Regions from separate parts of the Homo sapiens genome. Here region 1 is linked to region 2. The links are chromatin contacts, found by Hi-C in ENCODE. All regions are on one chromosome and are shown on one strand. Each heading gives the region's core, a stretch centred on a gene start or an enhancer-like site at or near the end of the contact. The rest is flanking DNA. Distances are from core to core; before and after follow the strand shown.

Region 1 (3,940 bases), core at 1-2,500, 1.7 Mb after region 2:
ATGTGCAAATACTGTAGGAAATATAGGAAGATAGAACACATTATCCCCATTCTTAAGATTCTTATGACAGTAAATGGAAACACAAAGGCCATTATTGACTAGCGGGAGTAAGATCGCTGTCCTTTAAATCACCTTCTTCATATTTGCATTCTCTGTGTGCTGTTTCTTGGCTCTGGGTTTCTCTCCTGCCTCATCTACACTAATCCTTTTCACTTCTTCATTCAAAACTGTACCTAGATTTATCTGCTCCAGGAAGCATTCCCACTCAAGTCTTGGTCCTGGGTTGAACTGACTCCTCCTCAGAATTGATGGATATAGCTTATCCAGTGTTATTGCACAGTCTTCAACTATTTCACATGGGCCTATGTGTCATGTTAGCTGGCCAGAAAAGAAGCTTTCTGGGGACCCTACCCTCCTGTTTCTCACTTCCCCTCTCTCCCTTTTTTTTTTTTTTTTTTTTTTTTGAGATGGAGTCTTACTTTGTTGCCCAGCCTGGAGTGCAGTGGCAGAATCTCTACTCACTGCAACCTCCGTTTCCCAGGTTCAAACAATTCTCCTGCCTCAGCATCCCTGGTAGCTGGGATTACAGGCGCACACCACCATACCCTGCTAATTTTTGTATTTTTAGTAGAGATGGGGTTTCCCCATGTTGGCCAGGCTGGTCTCGAACTCCTGACCTCAGGTGATCCACGAGCCTTGGCCTCCCAAAGTACTGGGATTACAGGCGTGATCCACCATGCCCAGCACCACCCCCCCACCCCCTGCCTCCTCTTAACCTACTGTTCTGTATATAGCCCAGGGCATGCTACTGAATGAATAGTCACTGTTGAATAGTCACTGTTTCATTGCTTGGTAATTCAGATCAGAAACTCATGGTGTTTCCCCTGGGTTTATCTGCAGTTCAGAAAAGTGACCCTGACTACATGCTTTGATTATGCCCTTTGCTCACAAAAAGATGATTAGTTTTGATTGTGCAGCATTTGGAATGAAGGAATTTAATCTGGAATGAAGGAACTTTAAAAGGTTGGGGGAATATCACATTGGAACTGTTAAATGACATGCAAACAGGATCTGTGAGAATGGTTTTGATTCTGCTCTGTGTCCTGGTAGGAGACACTAAATAGATCAGGCTCACTACCAATTAGCATCATCTTAATCTTGCCTAATAGTGAAGCAAAGTCACCAAGGATTTGGTGGATTTATCAGCTCCTCCCACAATAGTCATCTGAGGCTAACACCTCTTGGAACCTAGATCGAAAGTCCTTTGGTAATGATGTGTCATACATTCTAGTCATCAAAGACACCATTTTCTGGGCCTGAAGTGTTCTGCTGGTTTTTGGAGGAATGAGAATCCAATCTCTCATAAGCCGGATTCAGAAAATAGGTCATCGATGTGAGTTGCAGTTATTTTCCTTCCAGCTTTCTTCTGTGCTTGCTTTAGATTGTTTTTCTGCAAAGGGCAGATGCAGCTGCCCTGGCTGGTGGGCAGTGGAGGGGGATGACAGCCACTCTGGCTTTGGGCCTCTGTCTGACATCACCCAGATTCCTGGGTCCTCTCAGTTAGCATTTGCCTTTTGTCTGGGTGGTTAAATTTCTCTTGAAGGAGTAGGATAAACACCCTCTTGAGTATTGCTTTTTACACAGACACACACCACACACACACACACACACACACACACATACACACAGCATAGTTCATAGTCACTTGATTTGCCACCTGCAGTTTATAATAGAATGGACCTGTGGGATTATAAACCACTTTATTTCTGCACAGAATTTCTCAGCTTGAGGCCAAATTGAAGGGCATTAGTCATCAGTAATTTGCAGATGTTTTTAATGTTTTTCACCCAAGAGAGGTTTCAGGCAGCTAAAGCTAAGATAAATTTCCTCATGCTTTGGTGGGGAAATGAAAAATCTGATCATTTAGTTAATCATTTGTAAGAGCTGTGGGTATGTATTGTTCCTTAGTGACTGCAATATCATGACAGATTTGTTAATTTGGTAACATGACAATGTAAACAATAGTAGATAAATTCCATTATGCCATGATTCTTTTCTTCCTCTCAGTAATTTTGTATATTCAAGGTTTAAAATCCATAGAACATTAGAGATGGAACTTAGAGATCAACCTAGAGATCATTGGATTCCTCTACCAAGCTCTGTCAAATGCCAGTCCTGAGTGTCTCCCCTGGAGCATCAGGATAAATAGCTAATGCATGGGGGGCTTAATAGGTGCAGCCAACCCACCATAGCACATGTTTATCTGTGTAACAAACCTGCACGTCCTGCACATGTAACCTGGAACTTAAAATAAAATAAAATTTAAAGAAAGGAAAAGAGTACATAATCAGTGGAACCATAAAGGTCAGTTCTAGTGGGAAAATTAGGAAAGGCCTCCTAGAAGAGAAGACATTTGAGCTATACTTGAACAGGCCCTATCTAGCAGCATCCAGATAGGTGGTTTGTGAAGAAGCCAGTTCCTACTCTTACGTCTTTACCATGGTTATGGTTTGAATGTCCCCTCCAAAGATCATGTTGAAATTTAATTGCCATTGTGAGAAGAAATGGGACCTTTAAGAGGTGACTAGGTCATGAGGGCTCTGCCCTTATGAATGGATTAATGCTGTTATTGTGGGAGACGGCTCCTAGTAAAAGGATAGGTTCAGTCTCCTTTTTCTCTCTCTTGAGCTCTCACTCTCTTGCCCTGTCTCACTATGTGAGACCTTCCACCATGTTATGATGCAGCAAGAAGGCCCTCACCAGATGTGGCCCCTTGATCTTGGACTTCCCAGCCTCCAGAACCATGAGCCAAATAAACTTCTATTGTTTATAAATGATGCAGTCTGTGGTATTCTGTTACAGCAGCAGAAAATGGACTAACACAACTATTATGCACTTGCTTATGTATTGGTTTGGAATTATTCTCTAATTTACTCACGCTTGTATGGTATGTGTTTCCTTATTCTGTGTATCTCTGGGTGTTATATTTAATATTTGTACAGATTTCCTCTGACATTTCACAGTTCAGGTTTCCGATTTCTTCTTTCTAAAATCTATTCTCTAGATTTGAAAGCATTCTATGATTTGTGATTCATATATACCATACTATAACATCTAGAAAAAATATTCTGAATAGCATACTGAGCAATGGAAATCTTCATCATGAATTTTCTAATGAGTATAAAATGTTGCTGGGCAAGTTTCTATTTAAATCATGCTCGCTAGGCTTGACTAACTGCAGACATTCACAGGGTGCATGCTGCAGAGTGCTTTACTTTCAACAAGGTAAGGCTGTACCTCCGTTAGGGACTAATTCAGGGTATTCAACAAGGGATCAGACTAGACCAATTTGGGGTTGTTAAGGAACTAAAACTAGCTCACGAGAAACTCAAATCAGCTCATGAAAAGAGGGGCTGCTTGGAAGAATGCAGTAGGAAATTTCATGGGTTACAAGGACAGACAGCAAAGCTTAGCAGGCCTCAGAGGGCCAAGATGTAGAATTCACAGTGAACCCACTCACTAATCCTCTTTGTCTCACTCTCTCAAGCATGGTCCTTTCAGTTTCTTATTTCTCTGTTTTCTTTTTCTTCTCAGGATGAGCCTCTGTTTCATATGGTTTCTGCTATCCTCTGACTTCAGCACACATTTGGGTCATAATAGTCTCCTCTGTAGAGATCTCTTATATGTTTTTTTAAAAAATATTTATTTTAAAAAGTAGAATAACATATGCACTAGCAAAAAACATGACTAAAAATGTGTAATAATTTTAAAAAGCATATAAATTTCTCTCTTTTCCAAACTCTCTGATTTTTACCACCTCTCCCTAAAGTTTAAGAGTTTCCTGTGTAGCCTTCTGGAAAAATGTATATAAGGATATACACATACATAGAGACATACACACAAATATACACATAAAATGACTAGAAATGCAAATATTCTT
Region 2 (4,178 bases), core at 130-2,629:
AAGTTTTCAGTAATTCAAACCATTCTTCCTCTGTAATAATGTGTAACTTTAGCCATTGTGAATACTTTATTTTTGCTTTTAAGCAGTTGACTAAGTGTGACTATTTTTGAGCTTATTCTGTTTGGGGTTTGTGAACTTCTTGCATTTGTAAATTTGTGTCTTTTAATGAGTGGGAAGTTTTGGGCTATTATTTCTTCAAATAGTTTCTCCACCAATTTTTTTTTTTTTTTTTCTGGAAAACCAGTGACATGAATGCTAGAACTTTGTGATATTTTCCTGCAGGTCTTTGAGGCTCAGCTCATTTGTCTCAACAAATTTTTTTTTCTTTGTTCCTCATATTGGATCATTTCACTGACTCTTCAAGTTCACTTACTCTTTCTTCGGTTATATATATATTTTGACTTGAGCTATCCCATGAATTTATTTCAGATATTATATTTTTATTTCCACAATATGCACTTGTTTTTCTAGTTTTAATTTTTCTGTTGAGAACTTCTGTCTTTCCATTCATTCCATATCACCATGGAGGATATTTATAATATTTGTCCTTTGGGTTTCTCAGAGTTGGAATCTGATTGCTTTTTTCCCTAAGAACTGATCATATTTTCCTAGTTCTTCGTATGTGGAATGATGTTGGATTGTATCCTGGACATTGTGTATGTTATGTGGTATAGATTCTGGGTCCTGTTCTAATCTTCTAAATAATGTTGATCTTTTAAAATTTCTTTTAGCAGGCAATAAACCCAGCTAGATTCAGGTTATATTTCTGTCTCACCTTCTTGTGGCAAGTGGTACTAATCTCAGTTCAGGTTTCAAAGCCTTTGTGATGCAACTCTGGGTCTGTCCCGTGTGTGCCTCTCAGGGGCAGTGGTTTCTAGACTTAGTTCAGTTCTTATAGCTGTTGCTATACTGTTCTAGATCTGTGTCATGCATGCACAGCTTAGGGTGAAGCCAGGAATTGTGCTGATTCATGTTCAGAATTAGGGGATTCGCTTCTCCATTTTCTTTCTCTCCGTGATTCCCCCATCCTCTTTGGCCTGTGAGGGCTCCTTTTCCAGGTTCCTGTGGTCATAAAGACTGGGTTTCCTGGAGTATGAGTGGCTCAGGCTGCTGTCCTGCTGCTCTGCTGTATAGTGGGGCTCTGTGACTGGGTCCTGCTCCAGGACATAGCTGCCAGAATAAAAGAAAAAACAAAACCAAACAAAACAAAACTGGAAACTCATCTCCTTGTAGATCATTTCTTTACATTTGACTCCTCCAGAATTCACCTTGTTAACATTTCAGTCCTCAGTTGTTGCTCTTTGTATTATTTTGGTAGCTGTTGAGTATCGAGCACATGCTTCTGCTAAGTTTACAGGATATGACTTTTCTCACTCAGGTCACAACCCATACTTCCCTTTGTTGCTCATCTCTGTCCCAGGCACTCAGCTCTTTTTGTGGCCAGAGCTTTTAGTTTTAAAAAGCGAGAGAGAGAGAGAGGCTCTACTGGGCTTACTATCAGAGAGGAACTGGGGCTCCCTGCTTTTCTTTTGTTTCTGCTTTACAAAGTACGTCTATACCTCAAAGGAGAGAATATATGATGATAGTGTGTATAATGTCAACAGACCTTCCCCGCAGAGTTTGCAAAGAAGATCCATATTTTGCTACCAAGTGACACTTTGACATCGGGCTAACTTAAAACAGCAATTTTCTTCTTTTCACTGTTTTGTGAGATGTACTTTGTATTCATACTTTGGGGAGGCAGGTAACATTTTCTGAGGGGAAAAACGAAAGTCCCAAAAGAACTGGGAAGCCTAGAAGCAAGGAGTGCCAAAGAGGTGAGGGAAGAGCCTCATTGTCTGCAGGCAGTTGACAGTCACGCTGAGGATGGAGTCTGTGACCTGGCTCCAGCAAACTGCCATTGTCAGCTTCTCTTTCCAAATGACTGTTTGAAAGAAAACAGGGTTACCACATCTGCAAAAGAAGAATATGAGGAAGGAAAGAGGATTAGGTTAAAAATACTTAAAACTAAGGAGTGCTTCTTCCTTTGTTCATATAGGGCTTTGCGCCCATGTTTGGCTGTTTTTCATTAAAAGCAGTCTTAGTTTTTACTTTGAACTTAATCATTTCCAAGTGACAGTCTTGGCTTCTTTATATTTGACTTTATATTTAGGAGTCAGCAAAACAACTGTAATCCTGCCACTTATCATATTAGTATATTTTCTGTGCTATTTGTTCTTTTCTAATCTTTGTTTTTTTTTCAATAATGAAAGTGATAAATGCTTATTGTAAATACTTTAAACAATAGGAAAGTAGACACAGTAAGAAAGTAGAAACTGACTCCTTAGGGTTAACTATGGAACTATGGTTAATAGTGTTCAAGTTTTCTAGCTTCTCTTTTTTTTAAAAATTATACTTTAAGCTCTGGGATACATGTGCAGAACGTGTAGGTTTGTTACATAGGTATACACGTGCCATGGTGGTTTGCTGCACCCATCAACTCATTAGGTATTTCTCCTAATGCTATCGCCTCCCCTAGCCCCTCACCCCCCAACAGGCCCAGTGTGTGTTTCCCTCCCTGTGTCCATGTGTTCTCATTGTTCAGCTGCCACTTACGAGTGAGAACATGTGGTGTTTGGTTTTCTGTTCCTGTGTTAGTTTGCTGACAATAATGGTTTCCAGCTTCATCCATGTCCCTACAAAGGACATGAACTTATCCTTTTTTATGGCTGCATAGTATTCCATGGTGTATATGTGCCACATTTTCTTTATCCAGTCTATCATTGATGGGCATTTGGGTTGGTTCCAAGTCTTTGCTATTGTGAACAGTGCCGCAGTAAACATACGTGTGCATGTGTCTTGACAGTAGAATGATTTATAATCCTTTGGGTATATACCCAGTAATGGGATTGCTGGGTCAAATGGTATTTCTAGTTCTAGATCCTTGAGGAATTGCCACACTGTCTTCCACAATGGCTGAACTAATTTACATTCCCACCAACAGCGTAAAAGCATTCCTATTCGTCCACATCCTCTCCAGCATCTGTCGTTTCCTGACTTTTTAATGATCACCATTCTAACTGGTGTGAGATGGTATCTCATTGTGGTTTTGATTTGCATTTCTCTAATGACTAGTGATGATGAGCTCTTTTTCATGTTTGTTGGCCACATAAATGTCTTCTTTTGAGAAGTGTCTGTTCATATCCTTTGCCCACTTTTTGATGGGGTTGTTTTTTTCTTGTAAATTTGTGTAAGTTTTTTGTAGATTCTGGATATTAGCCCTTTGTCAGCTGGATAGATTGCAAAAATTTTCTCCCATTCTGTAGGTTGCCTGTTTACTCTGATGATAGTTTATTTTGCAGTGCAGAAGCTCTTCAGTTTAATTAGATCCCATTTGTCGATTTTGGCTTTTGTTGCCATTGCTTTTGGTGTTTTAGTCATGAAGTCTTTGGCCATGCCTATGTCCTGAATGGTATTGCTTAGGCTTTCTTCTAAGATTTTTATGATTTTAGGTCTTACGTTTAAGTTTTCTAGTTTCTTTTATTGGGAGAGGAATATGTAGTTAAAATTATTTTGTATTAAAAAGTTTGTCCTGTCACAGTAACTTTATAGCTTAAGCATTTTCACCATTTTTATACATAATGACTCTAAATGTAATTTTGTTTTAATTTTTAAATTATGTATAGGAAACAATTGAGTGGTATACAATGAGTGTTAAAATTTCCTCTTAATCTTCTTCTTTTTACTTCTCAATGGGATCCATTAGTACTATTACTTGTTTTTAGAATGTATACTTCTGTCATTCTTTGCTCTTTCTCTGAATATGTGAAGATTATTAGAATATAAATTTTTCTCCATTTGTTACAAACTCCTTGCAAACATAATTTTTTATGCTAAATTTCTGTTCTTTTGAAACTGGATGTTTTGGTTGCATTCCATTTTCCTTATTGTACTTTTAAAATGAAAAAAAATTTTTTTTCTTTCAGATCAGCCCCAGTAGCTTCTCAGATCCACCTTATCTGAAACATCTGATCTCTCCTAGCCACTTAAATAAAGTAACTTGTGAAAACACCTAACAGGCTCTTGGAATGAAGTCATGAGATGTATGTTTATTCTTCTGCCTCCTGTCTACTCACTCTTTTAACTCCTCAGCTACCAAGGTAGGGCAGATCAACTAACTAGCCCAGGGTTGAAGAGCT

Evidence for each region. A loop is a pair of places that touch in the nucleus more often than their neighbours do. Pooled maps may share reads with other maps.
Region 1: a loop to region 2 is called in a map with no recorded cell type, with 6 times the contacts of the local background. The contact joins the promoter of MYO3B here to the enhancer-like site in region 2. A Hi-C loop is called at or near these places in 1 of 37 single-sample maps with no recorded cell type and 2 of 50 pooled maps.

Annotation. Positions count from the first base shown.
Region 1 is chr2:170,176,897-170,180,836 of GRCh38, forward strand. MYO3B (myosin IIIB) reads left to right here and starts at 1,251. Exons shown (of 35, transcript NM_138995.5): 1 at 1,251-1,393. The coding sequence starts at 1,392. RefSeq lists an enhancer at 3,433-3,662.
Region 2 is chr2:168,489,257-168,493,434 of GRCh38, forward strand. All of the region lies in intron 1 of CERS6 (ceramide synthase 6), which reads left to right. Among named protein-coding and RNA genes, the nearest start is that of CERS6, 35 kb to the left of the region's middle. RefSeq lists an enhancer at 930-1,319. Within about 2 kb of position 1,380, at least 9 of the 41 ENCODE cell types and tissues checked have a DNase peak (open chromatin) inside an H3K27ac peak, as active enhancers do.